Regions from separate parts of the Mus musculus genome. Here region 2 is linked to region 1. A link is a contact called in ENCODE Hi-C data. All regions are on one chromosome and are shown on one strand. The core of a region is the stretch at or near the end of the contact, and the rest is flanking DNA. Distances in the headings are between cores, read along the strand shown. Region 1 holds the start of Hmx2 (H6 homeobox 2). Region 2 holds the start of Edrf1 (erythroid differentiation regulatory factor 1).

What was found. Hi-C counts contacts between places; a loop is a spot of excess contacts on that map.
Region 2: a loop to region 1 is called in a map of v-Abl transformed pro-B cells, with 4 times the contacts of the local background. The contact joins the promoter of Edrf1 here to the promoter of Hmx2 in region 1. A Hi-C loop is called at or near these places in 3 of 37 maps with a recorded cell type or tissue (heart and v-Abl transformed pro-B cells).

The regions. Positions count from the first base shown.
Region 1 is chr7:131,551,483-131,559,301 of GRCm38, forward strand. It overlaps Hmx2 (H6 homeobox 2), which reads left to right and starts at 2,811. Exons shown (of 2, transcript NM_145998.4): 1 at 2,811-3,092; 2 at 3,945-6,532. The coding sequence starts at 2,825. The coding sequence ends at 4,498.
Region 2 is chr7:133,633,478-133,641,296 of GRCm38, forward strand. It overlaps Edrf1 (erythroid differentiation regulatory factor 1), which reads left to right and starts at 4,198. Exons shown (of 25, transcript NM_178115.4): 1 at 4,198-4,446; 2 at 5,430-5,638; 3 at 7,203-7,269; 4 at 7,817-7,819. The coding sequence starts at 4,336.

The DNA of each region.
Region 1 (7,819 bases), core at 1,561-4,060:
GTGTGTCCCTTTGTTTCTGTTGTGCGTGACTTGCTAGTTCAATGTGTATGGGTGAACAAGTGTTTAGATGAGAGTGCATGTGTCCTTTAATAGCTAGCTGGTCGGGGCTTGAAGCAAGCATCCCTCTGTGGACAACACCCTCTGAGCAGAGGAACAGAATAGGCAAAAGGCTGCCTTCAAAGTCCCAAATCAGCCCGGGAGTGAAGTTTGGTCACGAGGTCTCATAGGTTACTGGTCTTAGACTTGCATCTTCAGTAAAGTGCCCTGTTGGTCTTTGCTCTGAGACCTACCACATTAGTCACCTCTCATAGTCCCTGCCTTAAACCCTTTTAAGTGTTTGACCCCATTTTGAGCCCTGGAATCTCTGGGGGTTCTTTAACTCTTAAGGCTGTTGTTCTCCAAGTTTGTCGCTTTTGCCGGCTTCTCTTCCCATTCTCTCCTAAGAGCACAGTAGCGGCAGGGAAACAACCCTGACCGCAAGCTTGTTTCCATTACTTGGCTAAATTCTTATTTTTCAGCACCTCAGTTTCCACTTCTGTACAATGGCGGTAAAGATCTGAGTCACGTTTGCTGTGGTTAAAATGAGCTGTCCCCAACACGTTCACAGCCCCAGATCCTTTCTAGCTCAGAACGACTTAACTCTTTCTCCTCCACTATGATTTTCCTACAATCTCTGTAGCTGGCTCTGATCCTCAAATTGGCCAGACAGTCCTCTTGTGGTATTGATTTGGCTCTAGCTTCGACGACACGGCCCAGATAACTGTGCTTTTGAAAAGCCAAGGGTTAGTTCATGAGTTTGAACATTTCTTTCTGGAATCTCCTCCTCTACCTCCGCGGGAGCGCGCTGGACCTGCTGTGATGAGGCTTCGGAGCTTGTGCCAGGGCCGCGCAGAGCAGGACGCACAAATTGTATTTCAGCGCCGGGTCCTTCCGGGTTAATGAGCTGACACCATGATTAAAGCTGACCATTTGTAATGTGTCTCGACCCCGCCGCAGAGCCCTGAAGAGGTTAATGCGGTGACGGAGGCCGGCACCTGCCCCTCGCCAGCCTCCCGGGCCTGGGCGCGCAGCCTCCTGGCCCTCCGCTCCCTCCCCTGCCCCGTCCCGGCTGCGCCACCGACCCCTAATCAATTAGCCCATTAACGAGCCCTTTGAGGAGTTAAGTAGGGAGAGTTCTGCCACGGGCAGGGCCGCAGTCGGTAACTCAGTGAGGCTAATGATATTATAAGCGCTTTACTCAATAACCCGGGAGCGGTGCAGGCGAGGAACTGCACCGTCACGGTGCAGGCTGGACATTTGTGGGGACCGACTCTACAGTCTCTCTTCACTCTTGGATCTTCTGGCATGTGTCTAAGGAAGGGAACAGGGTTTCTGGGACCTTAAGGGTGCAGCCAGGTTTGGCTGGAAGCTTTGGGTCTCGTTCCTTTCCATAAAGCTTGTGTAGATAACTGTCGCCTCAAATCCCTTTGCTTGCTTTGTTGAGATGACTCTAGATCAGGTAACAGGTGCTCTAGGGATTAAACAAGCAAGAGTCAGGGCTTAGGGAGAGGCCACAAGAAGGAAGGAGAGAGTCAGGTTTTATAAAGCTGTACCTTGACCTCTGAAAGGAAAGCAACACTTCAAATAATTTTAGGATGGGGAAAACGAGGCGTGGAAAGTGTACATATCTTGCCCAAAGACACCCTACCTATATTTAACAGGATCCTGTCCAATTCTAAAAAGTCCCCATACCTACCTACTTCGTTTCCTTCCAGAAGCAGCGTAGCCATTTTGAGACCGCCAGTATTTACCAGCAAAATAAAGTAAATGAGTTTAGCTGCAGTGTGGGAAGGCGAGCTGTGTGGTATTCGGTCAAGGATTAGGAAATAACTATTCTGCACTCTGAGAGTTTATAGGTTTCTAGCTGACACATCATCACAACCAGAGAATGGGGGCAGGCGACACTAAGAAGTTTGCCAGGGGGCAGGGATGCTTCTACTGGGACCAGACTTGTTCAAGTTCACACAGTGCAAATGGCGTTTGCTGGAATGTGAGCCGGAACCTCGGGACATTTGGGGGCTACTCTGTTTCCAAAATCCTCTGCCCCCTTTAGTCAGCGGGGTCTTCAGGTCCAGAGCTGTAGAATTTCTTTGCTCCTGTGTCTCCCAGCGGAGAGCCACATACTGTCAATCCCCAACGCAGCGGGAGAAGACTCGTAGAGCGCTGTTAGTTCCCAAGAGGCTAGAAGGGGTTGAGGACTGGGGAGGGTGGCAGCAGCCTATGGTGTGCATCTTGGATGTGAGAGAGCCCCACCAGCTCGACCCCGGGCGCTGTTCTCGTTTCTGGAGAGGCAAGGCAAAGACCAGGAACACAGGCTGCAATCTAAGCTGCCTTCAGCCCCAGATGTTACGGGCTGGACAGAGCTGATGCGAGTGCGCGTCTAGGCTTGCTCCCGGAGCTTCCCGGTGCTGCGTGCTCGGCCCCAGCTTTTTAAAAAATTCCGGGGCCGCTCCGCGGCGCTGCGATTGGCCGCGGCCGGGTAACCTCTATGCAAATGAGGCCGCGCAGCCTCCGCGTCGCTGGAGACCGGTGGAGTTGTCAAACGAGGAAGGGACATTGGCACCGGGGCTGGGCGGGCTCACCCAGAGCCGGGCCGGCAGGGACCCGCGCACAGCGGTCCGGTGCCTGCGCGTCCTGGAGCAGAAGGGACGCCTCGCCAGCCTCGTAGCCCCCTCCCCTTGCTTTCCCTCCCGCCCCTCCCCCCGCCCGCCTGCCCGCACCACCTTCCACCCAGCCCCGCTCTAAAGGGAGTTCTTGGTTTCCTCCGATTTCTTATGAACCCAGGATGGGCAGCAAGGAAGATGTGGGGAAGGGATGTCCGGCGGCCGGTGGCGTCTCCAGCTTCACCATCCAGTCCATCCTGGGCGGGGGCCCCTCCGAGGCACCGCGGGAGCCCGCCGGGTGGCCAGCCAGGAAACGCAGCCTGTCTGTGTCCTCGGAGGAGGAGGAGCCGGAGGAAGGTTGGAAGGCTCCGGCTTGCTTCTGCCCAGATCCGCACGGCCCCAAGGAGCCAAGCCCTAAGCACCATACCCCCATCCCTTTCCCTTGCCTGGGTAAGGATCGCAGGTCGGGAGTCTGGCCCGAGTGAGCGTGAGCCGATGCGGTGTGTGATTGTCGGAGACGCGGAGCAGGGCATCCCCGGGTCACAGCCGGGCCGCTAGTGGTCCAGGCTAAGGGGAGGGGACTACGCACCCATGGTGCATTCTCGAAAAGGCCGGAAGGGCCGGCGCTGGGGAGAAGTAGAGGAATATTGGGGCGGTAAGGGGAAGACTGGGTAAGGGGAAGGAGGGTGAACCAGAGTGGGCCAGGAACTCTGCGGGCGGTACACAATGCTGGCCAAAATGGTTTCGCACGCCGGGTACTTTCTGTCCTGACTTAGTTCTGCAGGTCTGGTTTGGGTGTTCTGTCAGTCCTGCAGGCTCTATGTCTTTTCCCTCCTCTCGGCCTCTTCTCGAAGTGATTAGTACTCTAAAATGATTGACAGTGCTGAGTTTCAGAGAGGTAAAAGCTAACGGAGGACAGCCAAGGAGTTATGAATAAAATTAGCCCGACTCTCAAAGAAAACGGCCTGTAAAATGATGCTACCTTGTAGAGCTCAGTCCTCAAAGGCAAAAATCACCTTTAAAAAATGGTGTTAATGTCCCCATTCCAGACCCGGTACCACGTTTACTTTTATAAGAGTGGAAGGAGACCCTCCAGCTCGGATTATATGGAACCCTCTTCTGCTGCTTTGAAAGGCCGAGGCTCTGGACTTTGGGCGCTAGCAGGACGCAGTAGAAAAGGAAAGGGTTAGCAATAGGGGAATCAAGGATGCAGGCATCAGTCAACCTCCTTGTCCCCGGCAGAGCTGAGAGTCTTTAAGGCTCATCAACTCCATGGTCATTCTGTTTGTGCTCACTCTTCAGGTACCCCCAAGGGCAGCGGAGGCGCAGGGCCTGCGGCCTCGGAGCGCACGCCATTCCTTTCTCCTTCTCACCCGGACTTTAAGGAAGAGAAGGAGAGGCTTTTGCCGGCGGGCTCGCCTTCTCCGGGCCCGGAGCGGCCACGGGACGGCGGTGCGGAGCGCCAAACCGGAGCGGCCAAGAAGAAGACGCGCACCGTCTTCTCCCGCAGCCAAGTGTACCAGCTCGAGTCTACCTTCGACATGAAACGCTACCTGAGCAGCTCGGAGCGCGCTTGCCTCGCCTCCAGCCTGCAGCTCACCGAGACCCAGGTTAAGACTTGGTTCCAGAATCGCCGCAACAAGTGGAAGCGGCAGCTCTCAGCCGAGCTTGAGGCAGCCAACATGGCACACGCGTCGGCGCAGACTCTCGTGGGCATGCCGCTCGTGTTTCGGGACAGTTCGCTGCTGCGAGTGCCGGTGCCGCGCTCTCTGGCCTTCCCGGCTCCGCTTTATTACCCGAGCAGCAATCTCTCGGCCTTACCGCTCTACAACCTGTACAACAAGCTTGACTACTGACATGCTCGCCCGCCGGCTCCCGGGACGCCCCTGGTCGCCTGCAGCTGCCTGCATAGCCCGGCGCGGTCGGGATCCTTCGCAGAGCTCCGGAGCAGAGCGGCGCGTGTCCAGAAATATTAAGAAATACACCATGTGTATTCGTTATGTCTTATTTATGGCCTCTTTCCTACCTTTTGTTTTGTTTTGTTTTATTTTGTTTTGTTTTGTTTTGAGTATTTATCTGCATTCCTCACGCCAGAGCACCTGCTTTCTACACAAAACCAAACAACTCGCGTTTGAAACTATTTTGGAAGGGGAGGCTCTCGGGTGGTGGTGGGAAGTGGGGTTTTGATTAGGTCGGTTTTGACCAGTAGCAAGAAAAAAAAAAAAACATCAGAAAAACCACCAACAGAACCAGGCAGTCTTTCTCCCATATATACACCTGTATATAGAAAATGTGGTAGGACACAAGCTCAGCCGAGCCGAACCAACTAGGGCTTTGGTCGTTGAACTAATCACTTCTCTTTATTCCCTTCATCTTGAGGATGGGTAGGGGCAAAACGAGGAGAGTACAGATCTGTAAATATTTTTAAAGAGAAAAAAATAAAACGTTTTAAACATGGTTGCTAACTTTGGAGGGATGGATTGTCCCAGGAGACAGCGGCAGAGGAGTTTCTGGATTTTTTTTTTTTTTTTTGCCAGAGCATGCAGGATTCTGTCTCCTCCCTCAGCCCCCAAGGTTCTGCTCTCACCACGTGTGGGTGGGGCTGGGCTCAGAGGTTAAAGGTCGGGATATTGGGGCTGCCCAGGCAGCACGTGACTGGGGCTGCTTACAGGAACAGCACAGTTCCCACGACCCAGGTGTGCGGGTTGGGGTGCACTCGAGATGGAATCCAGATCCACAGCCCCGCGCAGCGAAAGACAAAGCCAGGAGCCTGGCTGCTGACCCGGTCGCCTCTGGGAATGAGCCAAGCAAGGAGGTGAACATCTCCCCGATACTGGGCTGTTTTGGGCTAGACGAAAGCTGGGCACGCCGCGAAAGGCCGGAGCTCTTGGCGTTCTTGGCGTCCTCCTGCGCGGAGTAAAACGTGGGGTGAGAGAAAGCGTCCGCTTGGGTTCCAGAGCCACAGGCGACTGGCTTGCAGCCCTCGCAGGGGTCTCCCGCTGGTGACACAGTTGCGAGAGTTCTGCGCAGAGCGGGAAGTGATGCCTAAGGGTCAGATTTCGTTGGAGGGATTCGTGGAGCAGATGACACGGGCGCTTCCCTAGTTTCTTTTTGTAGTTGTTAAATTTGCCCGTGAATGACAAAAAGGTCGGATCACTGGCTAACTTGCAGCAGCTGTTTCTGAATTGAGCACTGAGGATTGCAGTGCCCGGCTGCCTGCCTCCATGCAGGGTTAGGGAGGCTCTGCACCCGGAGAACTGCTTCGTCAGGATCATGCAAATCACAGCACTGTATTTTCTCTACGTTTTCATAGCATCCACCTGTTCCTTGTTAAATGTCAGAAATGGGCCTGGAGCTTGGAGGAGGCCTCAGGTAGAGTTATTAGGTCCAGCCCGCCTCCCCTCAGTGGTTGATCAGGGTGCAAAGAGCTAGGAGTCTGCAGCGCCAAGGCCCTATCTATTTCTTTCTTCAGAAGAAAACCTGGTGCCTGAGGGACCGGTCTCTTTGAGCCAAGGGGGCATCGAAATGACTTGCATTTTGTAGAAATTCACAGAATGTAAACGTTTACATGGCCCATATCATTCCGTGAAATATGCCTGGCAGAAGAGATTTGCTCTGATATTGCCTATTTTTTTCTTAACACATTATATTTTATAAAACCTGCAACTCCTCCTAGGTGACATTAGATGGATGCTACACAAGAATGCACCGGGCAATACTAGGTTGGTTTGCTTACATTTGTTTTATTTTAGCTGTGTTCACCTCAATAAGTATTTGTTGAGGTCTCAACATGTGCTAAGAACCTACACTAAATTTGGGGTGGTCCAAAGGAGAACACAAAGAGGCCTATCAGTTCTCTTCTTACTTATTAAATATGTGTTTTCAATTGCTCATTGGATATGTGTATTTTTCTGTCACCGTAGTTTTCACTCCAGATAACCTCTCTACATTCTTTCCCTGACAGCATTCTTTGAGTGTTCCACCCAGAAACAACCACATTACTTCAGAGGACTGTCTTGTAAAAAAACATACTCCGTTCGGATGCTTTTGATCTGCCTTTCAGCAGATTACAATTCGGTGATGGATTTAACAGTATTGGGTCATCATATTTGCTTCAGGATGGCTTTCTCCATAGGTAGTGACCTCCTCCTCCTGTCACTGTCGGCATTAACGACTTGAGTTTGCCCATAATATTTTAGGGAATGCCATTTCCCGCAGTTGTCATGTGGTATATATCTGACTCTCTTTACTCACCCAGACATTAGCTGTGGCAGGCGACTCACCACTGCAACAGGTAACTGAATATCACACACACACACACACACACACACACACACACATACTTACTTTACATTTGTGTTGTAAAATGGTCAAGACTCTGCTTGTGGCCAGATTTCCTATCTCAAGTCTAGCAATTCATTTGAATAATCAGCAAAATAGTCCATCTCTTTTCAGGCTCTAAACTTGATTTACAAGATTGACGTTTCTTAAAACTCAAATAGAGTTGGGCTGCAAGTGTGCGGCCAGAGGGGCCTGAATCATACACACATGGGATAATGAAATATGCTTAGATTTTATTAGCAGGTAATTTATGCTCAGAATCTGGAAACAGTAATAGAATTAAATAAACAACTGGGAAAGAGAACCAAATAAGTCAAGAGGTAAAATTATTTGGCTAAACTTAGAATGCAAAACAACTCAATGCATTAAAAAAAATTGAACTTGGCCATTGATTTGTTGAAAGAGAAGAGAGAGAAAGAACCACATACTAGAACTATTTGGAGAGGGAAGACAACCAGAATATTTTAGCCATAATAACCATCATCAGGACAAAAGACTGGTGTGTGTGTGTGTGTGTGTGTGTGTGTGTTATTGTCAGGAATCTTAAGTGCATTTAGTTCAGAGTCTGTGCACACATAAGATCTTTCTTTCTTTCTTTCTTTCTTTCTTTACTTTTATTTTTTTAGACAGGGTTTCTCTGTGTAGCCCTGGCTGTCCTGGAACTCACTCTGTAGACCAGGCTGGCCTCGAACTCAGAAATCCACCTGCCTCTGCATCCCAAGTGCTGGCTGCGCCACCACTGCCCGGCAAGATCATTTTTCTTTTCTTTTCTTTTCTTTTTTTTTAAAAATGTACCTTGAAAGTTAAGTAGTTTAAAACTAGAGACAACTTCCTAC
Region 2 (7,819 bases), core at 2,948-5,447, 2.1 Mb after region 1:
ATTTGAAGGGATCTAGGATCCACAGGGTTACCACAGAGCAGGGCCTATTTTGATGATGGGGCACTAATGAGGAGACTGAGAGAACCACAGAGAACCTCAAGAGCCTGGAGCCTCAGACTGAAGGAAAGAGGGCAGAGGGAAAGCAGTCCTGAGAAGCCTCCCTAGGCCGTGCTGAAGCTGGGGCATAACAACAGCAATGAGGACTGAGGGTGACTGTCCTGGGATGTGAGCCTTGAAATAGCAGCAGGTATCAGGATAAAAGGTTAACTTCCAAAATAAATGAATAAACTACCAGTCTTTTTAAAAAAATAAAGACAATGAAAAGCCAAAAAGTTTACTTCTAAAATAATTTAGTGTTGTCTTTGCTACAATACTTTTCTGGAGGGCTGGAGAGATGCCTCAGTGGTTAGGAGCACTGACTGTTCTTCCAGAGGTTCTGAGTTCAATTTCCAGCAACCACATGGTGGCTCACAACCATCTGTAATAGGATCTGATGCCCACTTCTGGTGTGCCTGGAGATAGCGACAGTGTACTCAAATATATAAAATAAATAAATAAATATTTTAAAAAAACCAGTGAGTAGCAACTTATTATACTATCTGAATAGTGTCTCGTGTTCAATGGGAGTCTGGAGAGGTGGCTCAGTGGTTAGGAGCACTTGTTGCTCCTAAGATAGACTTAGGTTCAATTCCCAGCACCCACATGACTGCCCACAGCCATCTGTAAGTCCAGTTCCAGGGGATGTGACACCCACTTCTGTCCTCTGAGAGCACCAGGCATGCACATGGTGCACATAACATACATACGGATAAAACACTAACACACATAAAAAAATAAATCTAAAAAAAGGAAACATAGTGTTTAATGGAATACATTTGAGGATACATTTTTTTCCAAAACAATATAAAAATATTACATGCTACAAATAACTAGATGCATATTTTTAAAATAATGGTCTCACTGTGTATCTCTGGCCAACCCAGAAATCACTACATATCAGAGGTCTGCCTGCCTCTGCTTCCAGAGTGCTAGAATTAAAAGTATGTGTCACCACCTGGTAACGAAATCAGTCTATTACTGACTAGCATTTCCCTGAGAGACTCATGCATGGTGAGGGAAATTTTGCAAACTACGAAGCTCTAGCTTACAAACCGTTTCAGAACGGCACAAACCGTGCATCAATATTAACTTCAATAATTGATGACACCGGTGCTACACTACATTGAGCTACTTTATAAGACATTTTTAGCCTGGATTTTGAGTATTAAAATATTTTTGAGTGAACTACATTGTTTTTTGTGTTTCCAACATTTTGAAAGCACTTTAAAATTGACAGTACCAGTCAATTTCCCCTACATTGCCTAAGGGCTTAAACAGCTCGGTTTGCAGGTGCAGAGCCTGCTGCTGGTGAAAAGGCTGATCAGACAGAACGAAGGCCTTTGAGTCCAAAGGCGGCAAGGGAGGCAGATTCAAACGTTGTTTTCTCGTGTGTGACAAACACAGGATAAAGCTGTACAAGTATAAGGGACCAAGGATGTGTGTGAAGAAAACGTGGGGTGTATCAGAAAGGACTTATTAGAGTGACCTGAGCGGAATCTACAAGATGCGCAGGAGTAAGCTAGGGAACTCAGAGAAGGAATCCTAAGCACAAGAAAAGCACCAGCAACTTAGAGCTGTGGTGGCACACAGTAAGTTAGTCATCCACTCCACATGTGTATCCTAAGCAAAGAGGCCATGAGGCACTGAGACGGGAAACACGAGAGCTCAAAGCCAATGCGACTGTCCAGGGAGGCATGTGTGACAGAGACCATCCCAAGGAGACGTATGTTAGGCAAATTCTGGCAGCTGTTCTTGTCCTAACGTTTGAATGATGGGAGGAGTGATCTGTTTCCTCACAACACTGGATTTCAATCACTTACATTAGAGGCAGTGATGATAACTTTTAGAAGCCTACAGCATGTGTTTGATTATGGGGGAAAGGCTCTTAGAGCTGGAGGAATGTATAAACTTTATGTAACCCAGATGTGCCTGGTTTCTCCAGGCCTCAGGGATCACTCTCCTCTCCCAACTAAATTAGTCCCTGCCTGTGTGTGGCTTCTTGAAACCCAGCCCCTGGCCAGACCTTCCTCCATAAGTCTGGGGGCGGCGGGGGGGGGGGGGGGGGGGGAGGGGGGAGGGGGGAGGGAGCTTGATTGGCTTGCCGGAGCCCTGAGCTCTCATGAGCCCCTTGGTGTTGTCAGACTCCTGTTCTGTATACCGAGCTCTCACTTCTGCTTCCTTCATTTCTCCTTTTTGTAGGGTACTAGTAGCACATTTTCCTACTAAGCATCATTAAAAAGGATCCACATGTTAGCATCTCAAGAAATTTGTACAATATTTGAGTCCCGAAGAAAAAAAAACCCACTACTATACTACCTCAGTAAATTCTTACTGATACATCGTTATTAATAAATGACAAAACTGTAAGGTTATCAGAACCTAACTTATATTTGTAGAAGTGTTAATAAAATTAAATATGAAACAAGAAAGAAAAATAGAAAAATGTTAGACTAAATGTAAATCATTTCTTTCTTACATGAATCTGTTCATTTAGAGACACAAAAACAACCAGAGATTTCCATTTCAGAAACAGATGGATTTTCAAATTGGGACCATATTACTTTTTAAATATTTGCTTATCATTTAACATACTATGATGTGCAATTTAATTTTTAAAAATATTCCTGTAAAAAAAAATATTCCTGTAACGTGAGTTAATGGATATACAGGGTTTATTTTTAAGTACTCAAAGTTTAATCTTTTTGTGTTAGCTACATAGGTCTTATTCAGATCTCTGTATTATTATTGTGTGTGTGTTCATGCCACAGGACATGTGACGGCCAGAGGGGAGCTTTCCAGAGTCAGTTCTCTCCTTCTACAGTGGGGTCCAGGGATGACATGGAACTCGGGCCCTCAGTTTTGTTTGGCACAAGCTTTTATGTGACGAGCCTGCTAGCCTCTGATGTAATAAACAACGAAAAGGACAAAACAAACAAACAAACAAACAAACAAAAACTGGCTCTAAATACAGAGTAGTTTAAAAAAAAATCACAAAACATGCTTTAAAGTAAGGATCTGCAAAATATGCACCAAAAAGTTAATTCATAAAAATGTCTTGTTTTGCATGAAAGCAATTTGCAGACTGCATCTGCTTTCTCCGAGAACTCCTAAAGTTTTTCAGTTACTGGGTTTTTAGAGACTAAGGAAAATTATAACCTGGCATGGCTAAATAATTGCAAAGGCCAAAACACTGAAAACTGAAAACGTATACCTCCGTCCTGGCTCAGCCATTAGGAGCACTTTCTGCTCTTGCAGAGGACACAGCTTAGCACCCACAGCCCACAACTCCCAACTGCGTGTAACTCCCGTTCCAGGAGATCTGATGCCCTCTTCTGGTTTCTGCGGGCACTGCATGCACACACGCAGCCAAAGCACTCAAAACACATTTAAAAAAAAAAAAAAAAAAAAAAAAAACCCAAAACGTAATACCTCGACATAAAACAAAACCTTTTACCTCAAATATATATGTTTTATGAGGAATGTAGCAGTTTGTCTGTTATTGGGTGCAGGGTGGAAATGTAGCTCCGAGTGCTTGCCTAGCCTACACGAAGCCCTGGGTTCCATCCTCGGGCAGAAAGAAACCCCAGCCCTCGGGAGCTGGAGGCAGAGTGTCAAGTTCAAGGTCACTCTCGGCTATTTTGCGAGTTCGAAACCAGCCAGGGCTGCATGAGCGCTGCCTAGAAACCGATTAAACAGACTGATGGCTTCTCTCTCCTTGCTTCAGCCCCACTGATCTGAGGGTGCTGAGACCCACGGAGGTCCCCGCGCGTGTGCAACTCGGAGAAGCCCCAAGAGAGCGGCCGCCTGCGAGGGCCTTGATGCCACCAGCTTTGATTACGCGAATACCCAAGGCGGCACCGCCCCACCCCAGCCACCGCGACTTTGACTCAAGTCTCATTAACTGTTTGCCAACAAAGACCGGCCACGAGCGAGGGGGAGGAGCCCGGGAGGCGTGTATCGCGAGAAGTGTCCGCCCTAATGGTGTGACAGGCAACGGCGTGCGGCAGCTCCTGCCCGGACCGCGAAGGAGGAGCCAGAGCCGGAGGACGGGCTGGACCTTTGGGTGAATCTCGCGAGATTTCATCGCGCTACCTCGAGCTCTTCCTGGCAGCCGCCGGAAGTGCGAGCCGCTGAGTGTCCGAGTCGCTCGCTCTGAGGTTCTCCTGCGACTCTGGGCCCGCGTTCCTGTCGCCGCCTCCAGGGCTCGCGCGTCTGGTCGCCTCCCCAGGGTCGGAAATGATGGGGGACCCCAAGGAAGCAGGAGCCGAGGCTTCTCCTTCAGGGGCGGCCGCCCGAGGAGGGCTCAGCCTCCTGTCCCAGGCGGACTCCGAGGAGCCTTCTGCACAGGTGAGAGGCGGCGGCGGCGGAGCGCGACCTGCAGGGGCTTGGGGGGTTTGCGGGCCTGGGAGGGGGACGTGGGGCTTCTGGAACTTTCTTCCACGCCTCCTTAGCACCTCTAGTACGGAATGAATCACCAGGCGAGCCTGTCGTCGGGTGTGCAGGCAGGCGTTTGCTTGCAATGCGCAACACCCCTGGCTTCGCACTCGGCGCCAGTGGACGGGCTATAGAGTGTGTGTGTGTCACAGCCCGCCGAAGGCAGGCAGAGGAGAGAGGGACGGACCCAGGGAGGGCACAGAGAATTTGCAACGCCTGGAAGGGTTCTCGAAGGAGAGTCGAACAGCGGGTCCAGACATTGAGCATGCCCGGGTGGGTGTAGGGTCAGCTACGGAGCTAATGTAGAATGGGATGCGATGAGCTTACCGATCAATCGCTGTGTGTTTGGTAAAAATAAACACGTCCTGCAAATGACGTTTGTCATTGACTTATGCTACTTAAAAATATTCCATTAGAACCGTACAGAAGTCTTGCTCGTTTTACATGCGGTTGACAGGACACAGTTGAGCGCACTTAGTTTCTGAGTCTACATTTTTCTGTGACTCATCGTACCGGGTTGAGTCTTGGCTGGTGTGGAACTGGTTATGCAGACCGGGCAGTCAAGCTGGACGTAGACCTTGCACTGGCCCTTGTGCCTCTGCCTCCAGAGTGCTTGAAGCTTGTGTTTGCAACTACTATGCCCAGATTTTTAAAAAGCAGGTTGGTTGGCCCCTGTCCACTTCTTGATTGATCCTTTTTTTTTTTTTTTTTTTTTTTAGTTTCGTGAAAAACAGCTAAGTAAGCGTAATTTAAGCTTGTTTATTAAGTGTTAGAGCTGACACGCAGCTGAGGCTCCTTGTGAATCCTGATTTGGTGGGTTCTTAATTCATTTTTATGAAAGTGAGATTGTCGTTCCTGGCAGTGTTCATTAAAGCTTCATTCCATATGTTATTTAGGGATCGGCCTTATTTCTTGGAGGCAACGAAGTGAAAAGCAGAGCTGTGGTAAAATACTCTTCTGCCCCTCCTCGAACAGCGTTTGCACGTCTCGAAGAAAAAACAGACTTGAAACTCCCACCTGCCAACTGGTTACGAGAGAGTGCCAAACTAGGGCCAGCAGGAACCACCATTCTTGGCAATAGTAAGAAAAGCAAGCCGTTTTCAAGGTAAATTTTAATCGCTGGCATTTCTTTCCCTCCCTCTCAACCCCGGCTCGAAGCTCTGAAAGCTGCTTCGCAGTTCAATTGGAGATGCATGTTCACTTGCTCAGATATTTTTAGTAAAAGAATATAGTTGTCATCCAAAGTCCATGGTACAGTAAGAAGATTTCAGAGGTACATGCTTTCTTCCAGGCTGCAGCATGTCACGATAACGTGTACACGTTGACTGCTCATCAGCTGTTTTAGCCTGTTGTGTCTGCTTTCATATGTGCAAATAGGATGGTATGCGAGGGGCAAGACTTAAGCTGCTGCTCGGCTTGCCCTTTGGAGTGTTTATTAAATATGATGGAGTATTTGGAAAAGCCTGAGGTTTAAAACCCCAAATGCTGGGTAACCTACACCCTTGACCCACACTGGAAATTCTACTGGTGGTTTTTAAAGTTGTGAGTATTTGGGAGTCTTATGCTGTGTCTATATTCTTGTAGGCTGTTTTAACCGTGTTTTCTTTTTCCTCCCCTGAATGATTGGACTTAAAACATTTTTATATAACTTATATAAAACTTTATATAACACAGAAAGAGCCACAAATGCATTAATACCCTGAGCTAGTAGTTTAGAGATTATCCTAGTGCCTCAAAAGGTAATAGCTTTGCTTACAAGTTGATGTAGCATTTTTGATACTGTGAAAAGTCTGAAAATGACCACATATTTCGACTATTTTAAAAATGGCTTAATTGTATTAAATGTGGTGAGTTGGTTTCAGTAGTTGTGCTAGATTTTTTTCTTTTTTAATATTTATTTATGTATTATATATAAGTACACTGTAGCTGTCTTCAGATACACCAGAAGAGGGCATCAGATCTCATTACAGATGGTTGTGAGCTATCATGTGGTTGCTGGGAATTGAACTCAGGATCTTTGGAAGAGCAGTCAGTGCTCTTAGCCATTGAGCCATCTCTCCAGCCCTAAGATAGACACTATTAACTGTTTGTACATGAGAAATGAAGGCTAACCTACTTGCCCAGAGCAGATAGAAAATCATACATGCATATGCAGTCCTGATTAAATGTCCTGACTCTGCCACCTACTAAGGGGAAAATGGTGACATCCGTTGCTTTGCAACCTTATAGATGAACTTGGTGATTTGAATGAGTTAGGTGCTTACCAGTTTTTCATTTTCTCTTTAAGCTGAGTTGATTTTAGGTACAATTTTTTTTCTTTTATTGATGTTATATCTTTATATGTTATATCCATACATGTTAACATATTTTTCTCATTTTGTTTTTCTTCATATGTGGAATTAAATCTTGAACTGTTTTGCATCAGAGAGGTTAAGGGTTTATGCTCACACTGACTGCTTTTTGCAGTTCTTACTGTCTCACTAAGTTGAAGATGCATTTTAAAGATGTGCTTCATTTTCTGTGTACCTAAGAAGAAATGAGAAGTTGGCAGCCAGATGGCAGTGGACTTCTTGATTTCCAAATGTGAGGTGTGCATGTCCTAGAAGCAGTAGACAGTTTTACTCTGTTCAGCCTTCCATCTGTGGCCTCTTCCTTCCTTCCTTCCGTAGTTTCGGCATGGCGTATGACTTCATTGACTCGGTGGGAAATGATGTGGATGTCGTCTCCGACTCAGAAGTGAGTGTTTTCACGGTGACTTTGGGGATATGCAGTGCCGCAGGGGAGGGGAGGAGGATGTTAAAACGTGTTATGCTTTACAGTCTTGCTATCAGCAATGGAATAAGACAAAGTTATGTAATTATTCAATACCTATGTTTGCTTTAAAAATGCTTTTTATCTCCTCTAAGAGGAGGATACAATTCCAAAACAGTGGGACTAATAAAAAATATGAATACTGTTGGTTGTATTTTAACAGTAATAATTGAATATGTTTAGAGTTATTCTGTGTCTATTACCATTTGAGAATTTAAAATGGTATACTAGTAGCTGTTGTCCTCCATCCCTATAAAAAGGAATTGTACTGTAATAGAATATGTAATAGTGTTGGGCTGCACTTACATTGACAGTGTAACTCAGAGTTTAAAGCTCTGCCCTCTATATGATTATTATTACGAAAAGTCTAGTTTGTGTAACCTTAAATAAGGCTTATTAAACTTCAGATTGAATGAAGTTAAACTCCATAAATTCTGGGTGATACTAATGGGGCCTCTCTAACTCTCTTAAGAAC